Linked DNA regions of Homo sapiens: region 2 is linked to region 1. Evidence: chromatin loops called from intact Hi-C (ENCODE). Cell type or tissue: PC-9. All regions are shown on one strand. Each heading gives the region's core, and the rest is flanking DNA. Links, peaks and the distances in the headings are about the cores only. Region 1 holds the start of LOC101929411 (a long non-coding RNA gene). Region 2 holds the start of RDUR (RIG-I dependent antiviral response regulator RNA).

Region 1 (9,565 bases), core at 568-8,567:
AACAGGAAGATAACTAGGAAATCTCCAAATACCTTGTAATTAAACAACACAATTCTAAATAATTCATAGATATGCTCTGGTTTCTCTTCAAATCATATAAATCTTTTACCTTTTACTAAATAATTCATAGATCAAAAAGGAAGTCATAAAGGAAATTGGAAAATCTTATGAACTGAATGACAATGAAAATTCAACATATCAAAATTTGTCAGATGTAGTTAAGGTGGTGATTAAAGAGAGATTGATAGCATTCAATACTTATGCTAGAAGAAAAGAAATTTCTCAAATGAACTATTTAAGTATCTATGTTAAACTAGAAAATGAAGACCAAAGTATATCCAAAGCAAGCAGAATAAAGGAAATAATAAAAATAGGAGTAGAAACCAGTAAAATTGAAAACAGAAAAATAATATAGAAAATTAACAAAACCAAATATTGATTTGTTGAAAACAACAATAAAATTGATAAACCTCTAACCAAGTTGACACAAAAAAAGAAAGAAGATACAAATTGTCCATAACAAGGACAAAATAGCAGATATTACTAAAGACTCTGCAGATACCAAAAGGATAATAAGAAAATACTACAAACATAAATTTGACAACTTGAATGGAATGGGCCAATTTCTCAAATAACATGAGCTACCACAACTCACCTAATATGAAATATATAATTTGGATTTTCCCATATCTAATAAAGAAATTTATTTTATACTTTATAAACTTCCCTAAAATGAAGCTCCAAACCCAGATGATTTCACAGATGAATGCAACCAAAGATTTAAAGAAGAATAACATTAATTCTATAAATATCTTCCAAAAAATTCAGAGAACACTTCTCCACTCATCCTGTAAGGCCTGCTTTACCCTGATACTCGAACCAGGCAAAGACAATATGAGAAAAGAAAATTATAGGTCAATATATAAAATATTACTAAATCAAACCAGCAATATACAAAAAGAGTAGTACACTACTACCAAGTGGGGTTTATCCCAAAAGTGCAAGGTTGATTGAATATTTGAAAATCAACCAATGTAATACACGATATTAACAAGCTAAAGAAGAAAAAAACACATGATTATATCAATGCATTTGATAAAATTCAAAAGTCATTCATGATAAAAGTCTCAGCAAACTAGGAATAGAAGGGAACTTCCTTAACCTGATAGAGTGAATCTATAAAATTTTCACATCATACTTAATGGTGGAGACTGAATGCTTTTCTTCTAAGATCAGATACAAGCCAAGGGTTTCCACTCTCACCACTCATATTTAGTACTGTACTGTATGTTCTAGCCAGTGCAATAAGCAAGGAAAAAGAATAAAGGCATACAAATTAGAAACCAAAAAAAAAAAAAAAACTGTTTCTATTCGCAAATGAAATGATTACATAGAAAATCTGAAGGAACTTTTCTTAAAAAGTGGAGCTGGGGGTACAGTCTTAAAACTAATAAGTAAATTTACCAAGACCTCAACCTACAAGGTCAACATTTAAATATCAATGGTATTTCCATACACTAATAATAAACTATATTGGAAAGTGAAATTTTTAAAAAATATCATATAGAGCAGCTCCAAAAAACAAACAAAAAATTTTAACTAATACTTAAATATAAGTATTTTCTACCCCCCTCCCTAATGGGTATTATCAGGTCGTGGGTCTCCCCCCATTTTACCGTCATGAAACAGGATCCTCCACCCCTGCCAAGTCCTAGGTTATACTTTATACATAAATAAAATATGCAATTCTGATGCACACACTTGGTGATGGCAGAAATCTGTGGAAAGGAAGTTCATAGTTGGTTTGGCAGAGCAAAAACACAAACTACAGACGGCAATAGATTCATGATTCAAGCCAATTAATTCAGAGGAAAGAGCATTTTAGAGTCATAGGTGACCACAAGAATGTAAGGACTCTGGTAACAGAAAATCTTGAAGTGGTGGCATTTGGATTTTCACATGGCATGAAATGAAGATTTGACAAAATTCTACATCTAGAGTAACCATCTGACTCAGCAATGACACCTATGTACTGCCACATTAATTAGGAGAACCTTCCAAATATGTCAAAGGGGATGCTGTCTCCTCCAGAACAAAAACAAAAAGATTTCTCTGGCTTCAGTTGTGTTTAGAGATTTTTTTTTTTTTTTTTTTTTTTTTTTTTTGAGACGGAGTCTCGCTCTGTCATCCAGGCTGGAGGGCAGTGGCGCGATCTCGGCTCACTGCAAGCTCCGCCTCCCTGGTTCACGCCATTCTCCTGCCTCAGCCTCCCAAGTAGCTGGGACTACAGGCGCCCGCCACCACGCCTGCTAATTTTTTGTATTTTTAGTAGAGACGGGGTTTCACCGTGTTAGCCAGGATGGTCTCGATATCCTGACCTGTGATCCGCCCGCCTTGGCCTTCCAAAGTGCTGAGATTACAGGCGTGAGCCACCGGGCCGGGCCTAGAGATTATTTTTATTCTCCTCTAGGTTCTGTGGCCACTAACAACTAGCTAGTGGTTTTGGGAAATTTTCTGGTGCCAGTTTATTAATACTTTCTAAATAGTGAAGCCTTGATTAAAACAACTTTAAAAATACTTTTATTATTCATGTTCCACCAGGAAGCAAAATTTTATTTTTATGTCAATATGTGCCACTAGCATTAAAAGAAAGATTGTTGAGTTGGTTTGATTGATTGATTATTCCAAAGGGTGGTAATACTTCTGCGAGCAGTGGGAAGTATGTCCTGTGGATCCACCCTAATGAGGTTCTGTGAATGTGACTGTGACCCTTGCCTTGCTCTGCAATGGAGAAAAATAATCATTATTCAGAAAGAAAAAATAACAAAACTTGCAATTGTATATTATGAAAAGTAATTGCAGCCTTTCTTGAACATTAAACAAAGGATACCCTTTTTAACACTTTTGAGTCAATGTTTTCTTTTCCTTCATAGGACAGCATGCATATGAGTAAAATAAGATCATGTAGGACATGGCAAATCTAATTAATATGGCTATACTCTCATCCGTCTATTTAATCTGTACAGCTATTTCATAATATAGGTTAATTTGCTAAATATAATATAACCTGTAATTTGTAAATCTATTGCCTAGAAATGAAAAGTGGTACCATATAAAGTGTGAATTAAGCAAAATGTATCTTTAATTCTATTCCACATTGCCTATCTATGATTTTCCCCCACCCCCCATCCCCATATCCTTCATCTAGACCTGTACTATCCAATAATGGAGCCATTAGCCACATTTGGCTATTGACATTTTAATTTATATTAATTAAAATTAAATAAAATTTAAAGTTCCAGTTCCTCAGTCACACCAGCCACATTTCAAGTCCTCTATAGTCACATGTGGCTAATAACTACTATATTGAACAGCCCAGCTATAGAACATTTTCATCATTGCAGGAAGTGCTAATGGACAGAGTTGCTCCAGACTCTGAGTCCTTCTGCTATCCCGTCTCTGGCCAGGATTCTACCTACCCTGGGCACGCCTTCCCAAGTGTCTTCAGATTTTTCTTCCTTCCACTAATCTTACCCTCATAACTTCCCTGAGCCTTCTCACGACGTCCCATAAAAAGCACAATTTTGTAATTCCTTCCTTGAGGACCTTTCTCTCAACTTAAATGACTTGATAAACTGGTTCATGCTTAGGCAATTTGTGAATGCTCAGAGTTCATGTGTTCTCTCTCCAAAATAACACATTGGTATTTTAGCTGAAAGCTTCTGGAGACATTATGCATTTACAGAAAGGGTTAACTCTCAAAGTGGTGGCTTTAGGCACCATGGTAGCCTAGAACCTTGGTGAACAAACCTTAGAATGCAAGTGCCTTTAGAGCACCTTTCAAATTACATTATCCTGGTGGCCTGTTCACCCACATTGGCCTTGGGCCACTATGCTGATTTGTCTCCTAGGAATGCCAGAATACCCCTCATTGTTACCACAGAGGCATAATATTTATGCATCTGACATGACGTTTATGAATAGTAGGTCAAAAGAAATATGTTTGTTTTTCTTGTAACTGTGAAAGTTGTTAGAGTTCAGGATAGGGTTTTGGTATCAGAATCCATTTACTCTGTTCATTCTGGGCTCCCTGCCAAAGTATCACACAAACAACAGTTAATAGCAAAATAAGAGATAATATAAGCCCCTTAGTAATAGCTTGACAAATGTTTCCTTCTCCCCCAGTATAATGCTTTGATCAAAACTGAACTAGAAAATGCAGCTTAGACCAAGAGATATGAAAAACAAACAAAAAGGCTTCTTACTCCCTAAGTAAGAGATGATTGGGTAAGCAGACAAACTCTAGTTTGCCCTGTGGTTCATTCACTGGGTTAGAAAGAGGCTGCTGTGCCTCAGGGGACAGCCCTCCCTTGCCTGCTTTCCACATACAACAAGAAAGACAAGAAATAATCCTTCTTCCTCAGAGGGCCCTGGCTCTTTAACATGCTCAATAAAAAAGGTAAAGAAGAAAAAGAAGATAGCCAGGCCAGCCTCAGAAGAAAGTCAAGTGCTGTGTCCAGTGTTCCACATCTGGGCTCAGCTGGTTGCTTCCTCATGGTGTCATTTAACTTACTTTCTATATGTAGAAATTTTATATAACTAAGCTTCCATTTTTACAAGAAAAATATTCATATCAATGGCATCTCTCCAATGTTTTGTTTGCTTATTTGGGGATTTTAATTATTTTTTTGTTGTTCTTTGAAGTAATCCATGCACATAGTCCTCATAGTGAAGTAGTACTAAAAGGTTTGTTTTAAAAAGAAGCAGTCCCCTCTCCTCTCCCTACCCCTCCCGGAAGCTACACTTTCATCTCTTTTTAGCTATTCCTTCTGGTTGTCACTGAATATTACAATATTCTGGTACTTACTGAATATTATTTTTAAGACATTTTGTTATGGAAAATTTCAAACACATGCAAAAGTTAGAGAGCAGCATGATGAACCCACCTTATGTACTCATCACTTAGTTTCAGTTATTATCAACACATAGTCAATCCCATGTTATCTATACAGCTACCCATTTACTCACCAACCTCAAAGGTATTATTTTGAAGCAATACAAGACAGCATATCATTTTAACCAAGAATATACCATTCATTGTATATCACTAAAGGAATAGGTCTCTTTTCAAATACATCTAATTCCAATTATCTCATAATTCTTCCTTACAGTTGGTTTATACAAATTAGTGGGCATGATGCATTTTTTGCTACGTCATTTAAATCTCCTTTTTTAAAAAAAAAAAATCTATAGTCTTAGTTCTCAACTGGGGCAATTTTGTTCCCAGAAGACATTTAGCAATGTCTGGAGATGTTTTTCGTTGTCATAACTTGGTTGAGGAGAAAGGGGGAGAGTTTCAATGGCAGGTAGTGCATAGGGGCCGGGATGCTGCTAAAAGCTCCAAAACACCAGGACAGCCCCCAACAACAAAGAATCATCTGGCACAATATATATAACAGGATTCTATTCCCTGCCTCCTCCTCTTATTTCTTGAAGGAACCAGGTCATTTGACCCCTAGAGTTTATCACATTCTGGATTTTGCTGAAGGCTTCCCCGTTTTGCCTTGGAACATGTTTCTCATTCCCCATACTTTCCGTAAGTTATGAATAAAGACAGAACACATGAAAGTACTAAGCCAATAGAGAATATTGAAACATCAAAATTTCCGTGTGAAAATGTGAATCAAGTGGTTGAGTCATAGGAGGGCCTACGGGTTTTTTATTTTTATTTTTTTTTTGAGAGTTCATCCCTCTTGCTTTTGCAAGAACAAGGACATTGAGGCCTGGGGAGGTAACAGGAGTTGGCTAAGTTCAAAATCAAATTTCCTGAGTCTCTGCCTCTTTGAAATTTGAGATATAGCTCTATTTTTTGAGAGATAAAGTCTTAATCTGATTAAGGTTTGATATTTTTGGCTAGAATATTTTGTAAGTGGTGATGTGTACTGGCAGTAGAAGGCATGGAATATCGGGTTGTCTTTTTTGCTAGCAGCCATTGATGATCCTGGCCTAAAGCCTTTATTTCATTAGGATTTGCTCACCAATGTTTTAAATAGTTCATTTCTTCCTATTGAAATATTATTTAATGAAAATATCTTTACTTTTTTGACTATGAAGTTAATGTTTAATTTTTAAATTTGTATTTAACAATATAAATACATGTTTAGTTTTTTTGGGATGGTAATACCAGCCCCTGAAATAACTGCTCTAAAACTTTGGCTTATATTTTTCCACACTTTTTAGTTATATATACATATGTGCGAAGTGTGATTAGATAATACATGTAATATGACAATTTTGCCATTTTCATTTTTATTTAATAATATATAGGAAAAATATGTTCATGTCTACTACATGCATATCTACTGTCTTCCTCTTTTTTTCCACATTATAAGATTCCATATATAAGAAATACCCAAGATAGGTAAATCCATCGTGACAAAATCAGATTAGTGGTTGTCCAAGACTGAAGTGGAGCAGAAGAGAAATGGCTGCTTAATGAATACAGGTTTCCTTTGGGGATGATAACAGTCAGCAGCACCAACTCACCACTATGTGAGTGTCTGTCTCAAAAGTGAGTCCTCTAGGCCCACTCCAGCTCATGCCACCAGGAGAAAAGACAATTGTTCTAACTAAGTCCTACCAAATTTACGGATTCATGAGCAAATTTTTTGTTGTTGATTTAAGCCACTAAATTCAGAAGCATTTTGTTAGACAGCAATAAATAACTGCATTCCTCATTATTATTCTTTCCAAATTTTATTTTCAACATTCTTCATATAAAATTTATTATCAATTTTGTCAGTGGTGGATTCTGATTGGCATTTTACTCAATATATAGATTATTTGTGGAGAAAGTTGATATCTTTATCATCTTTCCTCCAAAAAATACTGTATGTGTTTCTTCATATATTGTTTTGTATCTTTCATGTATGTTTCATAATGCTCTTTATAGAAATGTCTTCCTAGACACTTTTTAGTTTTTATTGCTATTGTAAATCTTGAATATTTTTGTACCAATTATACATAACTGAATAACAAAATCTAAAATTTAATGGTTTAAAACAATACCCATTTATTTGTTCAACATTTTGTTAATTGGACATTTGAACTAAGCTCAGCTAGGAAAAGGGCACTTTTTCTGGTCTAACCAGGGTCATTGATACAGATGTAGTCATCTGGTGGTTTCACTGGCAATAGATTTCCTAGCATGGCTTTACTCATATGTCTGGTGTTGATGCTGGCTATTAGCTGATTAGTTTAGTGGGTATCAGCTGGTTAAGCTCATTTCTGCTTCGCATGGCCTTTTATCCTAGAGACTAGAGGATAGTATTGGACTCATCCAGAGGACTCTAGACTAGATACTGCAGTTCTTCACATCATGGAATAGTGTTTCAAAAGAACCAAAGTGAAAGCTGCAGGACCTCTTGAAACTGAGACTCAAAGCTACATAGCCTCAATTCCCACACATTGTGTTAGTCAAAGCAAGTCCAAAGCCAGCCCAGATTTATGAGAGTGTAGAAATCAATGCCACTGCTCATGAAAGGAGCTGAAAAGAATCTGTGGTTATCTTTAATATTCCACATTTATCCATCACATATATAATTTGCTATGTAAGAGAAAGTTTTTTATTTGTACACAGTAATCTTAAAATGTACCAATGAGTTGAGCTTCTTTTTACCTTGAATATTTTAATGTATAGTCTCTTGGCTATTCTATTCATAAAATCCTATCATTTGAAAATAATGATAGTTTTTTCTTCCTATCTATAACGAACATTTTTGTTTTATTTTCTTGCTTGTTGTATCGGCTAGAATCTCCAAAACTGGTGATAATGAAAATAGTTTCATCTTATTTCAGACACTAGAAAGAATATCTTTAGGTTTTAAATAGCTAATATAATTTTTAATATTGACTCCTAATAGGTTTCTTCTTTTTTCCAACCAAGGACATGAAATTCAATTAATCAAAACTCTTGGGTCATGATACCATTCTCATTATTGGACCATGAACAGCTCTTTTTTCTGTTTACTTTAAGGATGTTTCTTCTATTTTTACTTCATTAAGGGTTTAACAGTAGATATTGGACTAAATCAAATTCCTCTTCTACATCTACTAATATGATTTTCCTCCTTTAATATATTATTAGATTACTTTTCATTGTGCTATGTCCCTGGACTAAATCTTACTTGGTCACTGGAATTATTAGTAGCATATTTATTTTTATTTTTATTTTTATTTTTATTTTTATTTTTATTTTTATTTAGAGGGAGCCTTGCTCTGTTGCCCAGGCTGGAGTGCAGTGGCACGATCTCAGCTCACTGCAACCTCTGCCTCCTGGGTTCAAGCGATTCTCCTGCCTCAGCCTCCCAAGTAGCTGGGATTACAGGTACCCACCACCACGCCCAGCTAATTTTTGTATTTTGGTAGAGGTGGGGTTTCACTATGTAGGTCAAGCTGGTCTCAAACTCCTGACCTCAAATGATCCGCCCACCTCAGCCTCCCAAAATGCTGGGATTACAGGCATGAGCCACAGCGCCCGGCCATAGCATATTATTTTATAACTGATTTGCATGTATTTGTTTAGGGTCTTTTTCCATTTATAATTTTGCATGAGATTTGTTGTCTTTTCATGAATGGAGTTTACATTGGTATTGTGATTTTTTTTTTGAAAGTTCATAGGATTTTGGGTCTGAAGACTGAGTTATAACCACTGTTCTTCTACTAATAAACTGGTCAAGTCACTTAACTTCTTCCTCCAATTGTAATAATGTCTACTTACCTATTTGACAAGTTATCACAAGAAACAGATGAGATAAAGTATATGAATGTTCTTTACAACATACAAGGCAAAACGGCTAGTTATTATTTCAGCAAGCAATAATTCAAAATAACAATAGTTAGCATTACTGAATGCTTGCTAATACATGAGGTTTTGTGCTGTGGACTTTACATGAATCATCTTATTTAATCCTCTCAATAAACAATGAGACAGATACTCTTATTAGGTTAACAACCATAGGATTTAAAAAATTAATAATATGATTAAGGAATTTAATTGTTGAATTCTTAAGTCAGGTTATATCAATTAGAAGTCTGTCATCCTCTGTTTTCATTTCTTTCCTTCGTGACCTTCTCCTACGGTGTATAGGCTATGCTGTTTGCTCTTGCAAAACTACTCCTTATACTGCTTTGTGACTGGGAATCCTGGCTTGTATAGACAACATCAATGGATTTCCATGTTCTCTGACTCTGATTGGGCTCAGCTGATAGATATCACAAGCCACTGTACCTGTATTTTATGCTTAGGAAAAAATTCAAGAAGACAAGCTTGAATTTGTAGTATGTCCAAAAGCTACATAACCTACCTTTCTCATCTGTTCTATTTTTTTCCTGGTTTTCATTACTGCTCCTCTTTAAGACTTACATCTTCAGAAATGTAGATAGGCATAGTTATGAAATTATGTTCTTTTTTAAAACTACATATCAAGGTGGGGTATGGTGGCTCACAGTTGTAATCCCACCACTTTGGGAGGCCAAGGTGGGTGGATCGCTTGAACCCAGGAGT
Region 2 (9,565 bases), core at 873-8,872, 220 kb after region 1:
TGTAGTTTAATTACTTCAGAGCCCAAGTTAATGAAACCAAAGCCTTGGTTCCATAAATTTAAACCCCATATTGTTCCGTTATTTGAGCCCTGTTCTGTTATATGGCTAAAGCCTGCTCCCCTGATCTTGACCATGCTTTTTAAAGATGTATATAAGGGTTACAGAAATAATCCAGTAAGAAAGTACAGGTCATCCTACAGAAACTCATTCACCACAGCCAGAAAATCACCTCAAAGTACATATGCTGCTAATGGAAGGACATACTAAAGGATAAGATCACAAAATAGTAGGCTTAGGAGGGATCTTTGAGATCATCTAGTAGGAGACTTCAGTTTACACATAAAAAAAAGCTTAGAATTTCAGAAATTATATAATCTGTCCAAGGTAAGTGGGTGGCAGAGCTTGAAATAAAACTTGATTATTCTGAGCAACATATTCAACTGTAAAATTAATATAACATTCCTTGGCCTACTCATCTCATAGGGTGGTTGTGAAGTTTAAAATGAAGTGATATCCATGAATATAATATTTTAAAGCCATCTAAACATTGCAATTAAACATAAGCCAGTATTATTTAGGAAGCAGTATGGTATATTGTAAAGAAAACCTGAATTTAAGTCCTAGTTTAACCACGTATAGGATGACTTGGCCAAGTCACAAAATATCTCTGAGCCTGAGTGTCTTTATCTTCAAAAAAGAGAAAATAATGTACTATTTCACCAACCTTACGTGGTTGTAAAGATCAATGAGGCACATAATACATGGTAAAAGTCATAATAAGCTGAAAAGTGCTATGGCAATGAAACCCAAACATAACTAATGCTTCATGTGGCTCAATTACACAGAGTGTTATTAAAGAAAAAGAAAAAAAAAAGCAGTCCAGAAAAAAAAAAAAAAAACATGCATGCTGACACACATTGTTATTGTCTGGTGTTTGATTTTTTTCTGTTTTAGCCATCCTAATGGATGAGAGTGTTATAGTGGTTTTGATTTGCATTTCCTTAATGTCTAACAATGTTAAGTGTCTTTTCATGTCCTGAGTCACCATTCGTAACTCTTTGGAGAAACGTCTATGCAATTTATCTCCCAATTTTAAATTGAATTATTTGTCTTTTATTGTTAATTGTAAAAGTTCTTTATATATTCTGAATACAAATTCCTTATTAGAGATATGCTTTCTAAATATTTTCTCTCATTCCATTTGTTGTCTTTTTACATTCTTGATGTTATTTGAAGCACAAAACTTTAAATTTTGATGACATCCCACTTACCTTTTTTTCTTCTGTAGAAGAAAAAATTTTGTGCTCATTCAAATATATATGCCCAATACAGAGAAGTTTAAAGTTAGTCCAGGAACAAGAGGCTACCTGCCCTAAAGCTGTCCTAGCCAAACTGAATCTTGACTGGACATAAAGTACAGATCAGAACCCTGCCCTACAGGAATTCATTGATTTCTATGCTTTTCCACCATCCCACCCCTCCACTCCCACCAAACTCCATCCCTAGTTTTTGTCAAAGTTTCTTTTGGAAGATTCCAGTATTATCTCAACTGAACTAAAAGTAAGCAAGGCTCCAACTCTGCCAAGGTAGGTTGGAAAATCAGTATGCAGTATGCTGTCAATAATCAGATGTCTTTGTGGTATACCTTCAATTAAAAAGCTCAGAAAGTCCAGTATAGAAAGTATGGACCCAGAATGGGCAGAACTGGAGAGACTCATGACTATTCTTCACCTCTTGGATAAACACCAAAATGGCAACAAGAAGTGAGAGCTAAAAGTTCCAAGTCAGAAAAGCACAAAAAGTAGATACAAGAACCCAAAAAGACATAGTAGTCAGTGCATATTTTGCAAAGGAGCAGATTTTTCTGCATGTCTCAGAGGGTATTAAAGGAGTGTTATCCACCAATATTTCTTTTCTAAAGTAGCTGCAGGTTAGCATCATATCCAGCTACAGTGAGATTAGGGACATCTTAGCATTCTGACTACCATAAAATGTAACTAGACTAAACTAGAAGGTTTTAGTTCCAATTCCCTAATTATAGAAGAGTATCTGATTGATCCAGGCCAATCAAGTTATCACCTCTGCTCCAATCACAGTGGACCACATCATATAGTATAAACATGACTCTTACAGTAAGAAAACCTGAAAACATATCTACGAGAATAGGTTATGGTAATATCACTACCTGGCAGGAAGAGTGCTAGTCTATCAGGTTACATAATCTCTGGGCAATTCCACAGAGACTTTACAGTTGGGTTTCTTTTAATGAGTCTGTCTCATCTGTCTCATTAAGATCAATGGTGTAGTTATTAATAAAAACATGGCCATGGCCACACCTGTAGTCCCTGCTACTCAGGAGAAAGGCAGGATTGTTTAAGCCCAGGAGTTCGAGGCCAGCCTGGGCAACAGAGACAGACCACATCTAAAATAAATAAATAAATAAATAAATAAAATAAAAAAGTTGGGATTTTATCTGTTAATGTAAAAATAAAATACAATTTAAAAAAAAAACAGTGAGTTTTTTTTAAACTTTTGCATGGACACACACCCAATTCCCACAGATCAGTTAAATTATCACTGCAGTTTATGAGACCAGATACTTTTTGTTACAAATACATACTTATGCTTAATTCTCTAAACACAGTGAATTCTTCCATAACACAAAATAAGCCCAAATTCTGAGGTTTTTTTAATGTTGTAAAGTTATACTGCATTTAACTTTTTTATGTGAATAGTTTCAAATTACATTTTCAACTGGGAGCATGGATCAGTGGTTAAAAACAGGAAGTTTGATGAGCAAACTTGAAACCAGTGAAAATACAGAAGATAATGAGGGAAATTCAGAAAAATCTGAAATCGGCGACAGATGTGACAGTTATGGAGCAGTTCCTAAGTTTTCCCACATGAACCTGGTAGTGGAAAGCAAGATTGCAATATCCTGCCAAACATGCCAAACAAGCAGTAAATCAGCAGAAGGCAATCATAGGCTGTTCTCACATGCTGATTGAAAGTGATTTTCTTAGTATTTTGGATATTTAATAAAAGTTTTGTGACTCTCGTTAATCCTGGAATAATAATTGTATGAGACCACGATGCTAGCAGAATTATTTAAAAACCAATCATGCAAATTTTAACAAAGAGCACCAGAATTCAATGAAAAGCCCAGTTTAAGAGGCCAAAAAGAAATTTCTTGAAGTTTTCCTCAAAGATAATTTCTGAATCTTCTTAGAAAGAGAAGCCTATATACTTGTAGAAACTAAAGTGAAATAGAGAAAGGAAAGCTTTAAAGGCATCATTTCAAATAATTCATTTTTAGAGTTCAAAAAGCATCAACAACTGTTTAGGAGAATAAAGTTAACCAGATTTTTTTTATCTTGCATTTAAATTAAAACATCAATATTAATTTAACCTTTTTCTTGGTCTTTGCTTGCTAAACTTATAATGGTGTATTTGATGATAAAATGATGAGTAAACAAATTTTCCCTGAGTTATGGGTATATATTCAATCTCAGACACACAAAGCTGTTGGAGGGATGACGATCACAGCCCAAGCCCTCACAAAACCTGAATGCCAAGCAACTTAAGCAGAATTCACCAAAACCACACCATCTCAGAGATTGCCTTCTGATTTTCAAAGTGTGTCTAATGGAGCAGTAAATGCTCTATGTTATGCTTAAAAATGTGTTTTGAATACTATTCTTTTTAGACAAGTTTATAATGAAATGAAACTTTGTCAACCATATAGATGTGTGCTGTCTTAACCAGAAGAAACGACTGGTCAGGGTTAAACTGCTATTTTTCATCTTAAAGAACTTTTTTAATCGGACTTAATTTGGCTACTCAAAGGCCTTCTTGGATGATATCCAAGTTCTTACTTATGATTTAAGTTTGTGAAATAAGTGGCTTATGTAAGGGTAAGATATGACTACAAACCGTCCAAGATTTGTGTTAGTTCGACTTAACAATGGTGTGAAAGCAACATGCGTTCAGTAGAAACCATACTTCAATGATTGCATACCTATGCAATCATTCTGTTTTTCACTTTCAGTGCAGTAGTCAATAAAGTACATGTAATATTCAATACTTTATTATAAAATAGGCTTTGTGTTAGATTATTTTGCCCAACTGTAGGCTAATGTAAGTGTTCAGAGCATGAGTAAGGTAGGCCAGGCTAATCGATAATGTTCAGTCAGTTAGGTGTATTAAATGCATTTTGAACTCATGGTATTTCAAGTTTGCTATGGGTTTATCGGGACTTAACTCCTTCATAAGTTGAGGCACATCTGTATTATTAAATCCTAGTCAAGCCAAGCCAACACCATCAGTCCCAGCAACACTGAGTGACCTGCCCCAGGCATTTTCTGAGGTGCTTACCTTACTCTTATATCCCACCTTGAAAGAATCAGACTCTGAGAAGTCTTGTCACAAACCTGTGGTCCATCAATTAACAAGCTTTTATTGAGCACCATTCTGTACTCAGCACTTACATTCACGAAACCTTAAACTCCTCTGTGTACTTAGTCTGTTTTATCTCTGCTTCTGTCAGAATGAGTGCCGTTACATGAGGGATCCCAGGATCCCACCAGCTTGCCTGACATATCGGGTTTCAGGGCGCCGCTGTGATGACTTACAGCCCAGTCTTTTCAGTACATTGTCATTTCCTCTCTTTACCACATCTCATTCTTTCCAGGGCATTTCCTCTATTTTCAAATACAGGGCAGTTTGCCAACATATCTTCTGTTTTGGAATAGTAATCATTACACTATGCCGAGAATTTAAAAAGCATTAGAATGGAGACTGCTTTTAAATCCCCCTCACTCTGTCAGCATAATCCTAGGTATTGCTGCTTCTCTTGGGACACGTACTTATTTCTATTTCTTACTTTTCTGACCGAATTCCAATAATTACCTCATAACCCAAGGAAGCTGCCCTTTTTTCTTATTATTCCTCTTATCTTTTCTCTTTCTCTTCTCATAAACAGTGGTTCTGTTGTCTATAAGACTTTCACTTTCAAGCATAGGTCTGTATATCAAAGTTAAACTATTTTAATTGAACCAAAAGGTTTTCAGGGCCTGCAAGACTAGCTACTTAAAAATATAGATATATTAATTAGACACAGGCTCAAAACCTTATTGTATCATGAAGGGAGGAATGGGTAAGTGTGAACAAGTAAATAAATAACCACTAAAATGAGAACTAAGGTGAACATGAGAGGTGCAAAGTCTTTTGGGGGCCAAAGCAGAGAGAAATCCCATATGTTTAAAGAATCAGGGAAAGCATCATGGTAGAAATAGATTTCAAAGATTGAGACTGCATCGTTGTCAATCCTAGACCCAGGAGGAAAGTTAATAGAATAGAAAAGTAAGGACATGTTGAAGGAACAGTGAATGGTACCACTTGGCCAAAATAGACCTCACATGTAAGAAAGTCATGGCACATATGTCTCTAAGATAACTTGGTCCACATGTTTTCCTACTTCATTTTCTTGGAAATGATGAATAAGTGAAGTCTTCTGAGCAGAAGGGTGTCCTAATCAGAGCACACATGAGGAAGAAAAACCAACCAGCAGTGAATGCGGTGAATCCAAATGTCTGAAGCAGGAGCAAGAGCCATGTCGGGAGCCGCAACAATTGTCCAGACAAGAAGCAACACAGTCCTGAACTGAGCAGGCCACAACGGAAGGAAGAAAGGAGAAAAAAAACGTGGAATGAGCATCTGCATTTCAGGAACTGCATGAGGTCCTTGATGCATATTATTCCATTTAATGGAAAAGAAAAGTGAGTATGAGAGGCATAACCACGATTAGGGAAAAGAATGAGATCAGTATTTATTTAGGACTCCACATAAAATGTGCAGCTCTCATCCAATCCTCTCAATTGGCTAGGTAGGGAATGTTATATTCCCTGCTTTATACATAAGGATATCAAGACTCTGGTGAGCTTAACTAACTGGCTCAAGACCAAAAGGGTAGTAAGTAGCAAAACCATGATCTGAACTCAGACTTATCTGACAGCAAAATAGATGCTCTTCCCACCCTGTGTACCACAAAGCCTATAGAATCTTCCTTACTCCATAATTTAGTAGGCACAGGGTGTGAGAAGTAAGGACGAATAAAAAATTACTTGTGAGTTGTGAAAGATGATTCATTAATAGTGGTGTCATTTATAAAAACAAAATAGAGACAATCAGTTGGAGTTTGGAGTTTGATGAACATAAGTTAATGGGCTTCATTTTAGATACACTGAGTTTAAAATCCTGGCTGGTTACCTAAGTAAGAAAGTCTTAACAGCAATTGGAAATTGCTAGATTTTAGAATCATCAGGAGAAAGATTTTGAGATGAAGGGAAAAAAGATTGAAGAAATTCATGTGTAAAGCAATGTGAGTAGATAAGAAGTCACATGAGGCAAAGAATGTGGAGAAGATTTTATTTTATTTATGGAGCAGTAGAAAGAAAAAGCAGCTAGTGAAGGAGGTGGAAGAGAAGTTTCCAGAAAGATAAAAGAACCAGCAGGCTATGGTATCACAGAGGCTATAGAAGGAGAACATTCAACAAACTGAAATTTCTGCAGAGACAACAGGGAGAATGAGGACTGAGACAAGTCCATTAGATTTGTTGGATATGAAACTAAACTCTCAGTGATTTTCCAGAAGGTGGTTTCATAGAGGGGTAAAGGTAGAAACCATATTACAAGGGGTTAAGAAGTGAATGTATAAGCAGGAAGTGAAAGCAGAATTTGTATTCTTTTAGAAGAAGTGTGGTAATAAACGGAAGAAAGATAAGGCAGTAACCTGCTACAGCAGCAGGGTCAGAGGGGGGTTATTTTAGGATACAGAGGGCTGGCCATATTTGTGGCAGAGGAGGAGAGATTGGAGATTGAAGATGGAAGAAAGATAGGGCTTAAAGGATGGAGCAAAACTGAGAGGAGGTGAGCAGTAATAGAATTAAGAGCAGTGTTCTTGGCAAGGAAAAAAGCAAGTTACCTTGTGCTGAGGTAGAAAAAAGGAAAAGAGGGTAACCCTTCAAGAGATATTGAGAGAATTCACGTGGACTGTCCTCATTCTCAGTAAAACATAAAATGAATAGCCAATATCAGGAAGAGAAAAAGATTTTCTCCAAAAGACTGGAGCTCATATTCTAAAGGGAAGAAAAATGTTTATGTTGGTCACAAATAGAAATTCAGTTTTGCAACATTATCAAACTTCAACAATTTCTCAGGGCTACTCTCTATAGCATGTATTTCCTTTCCCAGAATCAAAGCTGTTGTTCTCTAAAAGTACACGTATTTCCCTTGGACTGCATGGTTATAATTTGGACAAGGAAGATAGCCCTTTTGGTTGTCAGAAATAAAGCAACTCTCTGGACTCTTAACTGTGTTCTTTTGAGAAGAAAGTTCAAGATGTTCACTTAGTAATGTTTGCCAAAGCAAGCACTGTTCTCAATGTTTTTTATCAAAGCCTATCGATTATATGATTTTAATTTGTCTACAAGTAACCAATACCATCTTTTAGCAAAACATTCTATTTCATGTGGATTAGAAACAGAAATTTTAAAATAGCCTCAGTTACTGGAGCTGTTTTCCTAGTCCTTTCCATTGTCACCTTTAATCACTAAGATTATAATTATTATATAATTATCATTATCATTCATTGATCTGATACTCCTTGTGGGATATACAGTGTACATGAATATTATTTAATCTCATAACCTTATAGTGTAAATATAATTATTGTCATTCCCACTTTGCAAATAAATAAATAAGATTAGGTCACATAACTTCTCCAGGATCTCAGAGCTAGTAATGGTAGAACCAGTACCAGTCCTAGTCTGATTTAAAAGCCTGTGCCTCTAAAGACTAAGCTGTACCACCTCACAATTCAGTTGGATATTTTGTTACATACAGTTTTTTCTTGTTCTCTAATTTCTTTGGTTACTTAAGAAGTCTCCTTTCTGTCCCCCTCCTCACCATGACAGTATAAATTCTTTGAAATCAGATACAAAGTCTAGTATCCTTGAAACAGTCTAGAATATTGTACATACTCAAAAAATGTAAATGTAAATTGAAATAAGAGTAAAATCAACCCAGAATCTTGCGCCATTTTTCATCACATCTACTTTGTTTCCACTACACTTCCTATGCTCACCACCCCTCTCATTGGTTTCAAGAGAACATGCAAGTTTGAGAATGTAACTATATCGTGAAAAATAACACCATAAAGTGGCTTCTATAAATAAGACCGTTCTTGTCAACTGTGTAAATGCAGTGAAGATGAATATAGATTTTTCTCATCAACAATTACACAGGAAGATTGGAGCTGAAAATTCCCTGATTCCTTCCCCTTAGAGATGATGTTCCCTGGTTCACTCAACAGCTGTTCATTGAGTGTCTTCTACTTGCCTCACCCAGTTCCTGCCTTCTGAGTTCTCAGACAAGTAGGGGAGACAAACAGGTGTTATACAATTACAGAAGAGCCTGGTAATGCCGGAACAGAAGTAGTAAGGATGGCTGAACGACAGCCTGACACTTTTTCATCATTAATATATGTATTTCAACCTAACTTCCCAATATGGACTCATTTCCTTTTTGCATCAACATGAAGCCTCAAATGAAACCACACAGTGTATTTCATTTCAAAATGAAACTCATGACACAGCTAAGAAGTGAGTCATCCTCAGAGACCATGAAATTTCAATCCCAGTGGTTGAAAGACTGGCTGGGTCTTTTTCTTTCTTTCTTTTTTTTTTTTTTTTTTTTTGAGACAGAGTTTTGCTCTTGTTGCCCAGGCTGGAGTGCAATGACACGATCTTGGCTCACCGCAACCTCCACCTCCTGGGTTCAAGCAATTTTCCTGCCTCAGCCTCCTGAGTAGATGGGATTACAGGCAAGTGCCACCACGCCCAGCTAATTTTGTATTTTTAGTAGAGACAGGGTTTTTCCGTGTTGGTCAGGCTGGTCTCAAACTCCCGACCTCAGGTGATGCACCCGACTCGGCCTCCCAAAGTGCTGGGATTACAGGCGTGAGCCACCGTGCCCAGCCTGGCTGGGTCTTTTCTATCATTAAGCTGCATTATGTATTTCTCGGGCTGAACTGTTTTTAACCATTCATTTTAATTTAGCTGATAATTGTCAGAATGGCTCCTCTTTTTACTATAATGATAAAACCTGCAACTCTCCACAGTCACTAAAAACAGTTTGGAACAAAGGGCAAAGAAAGTGGAGAAATTATTTTCCTCACTGACCTAGATAACAGAGGAAATTAAGCGATTTGATCACAATTTTTCCACAGTGATTAGCCTCACAGCCTAACCTGTATTAATTACTATTTTACTCTATTGTGTGAGCTATAGAATTTTGTAAGTTAACAAAAGGCTACATCTTTTCACTTTGGAATGCAAAAAAAAAATAGAGCTAGGAAATCTTGGAGTGAAGCATAGATGCAGACCAATAACACATTTCAGTGTTTGTGAAGATGCCATAAAGGTAGCTTCCTCTGCCATGTGGGCTACATCTTTTCACTTTGGAATGCAAAAAAAAAATAGAGCTAGGAAATCTTGGAGTGAAGCAT

What was found. A loop is a pair of places that touch in the nucleus more often than their neighbours do. Peaks named below come from ENCODE experiments on the same cell type or tissue, not always from the same donor. Only the 100,000 strongest peaks of a DNase experiment are listed, where the experiment ranks them.
Region 2: it touches region 1 in a loop (4-fold over the local background); 3 of 110 quality-filtered maps call a loop at or near these places.

The regions. Positions count from the first base shown.
Region 1 is chr3:102,157,890-102,167,454 of GRCh38, reverse strand. It overlaps LOC101929411 (a long non-coding RNA gene), which reads right to left and starts at 3,750. Exons shown (of 2, transcript NR_135549.1): 1 at 3,480-3,750; 2 at 2,584-2,781. In PC-9, for the core only: no CTCF peak of the experiment used is centred there; DNase peaks (open chromatin) are centred at 1,874, 3,634, 3,954 and 4,264; H3K4me3 peaks cover 538 bases; H3K27ac peaks cover 4,111 bases.
Region 2 is chr3:101,935,835-101,945,399 of GRCh38, reverse strand. It overlaps RDUR (RIG-I dependent antiviral response regulator RNA), which reads right to left and starts at 4,541. Exons shown (of 4, transcript NR_026934.1): 1 at 4,375-4,541. RefSeq lists an enhancer at 8,364-8,483. In PC-9, for the core only: no CTCF peak of the experiment used is centred there; DNase peaks (open chromatin) are centred at 4,609 and 8,619; H3K27ac peaks cover 1,122 bases.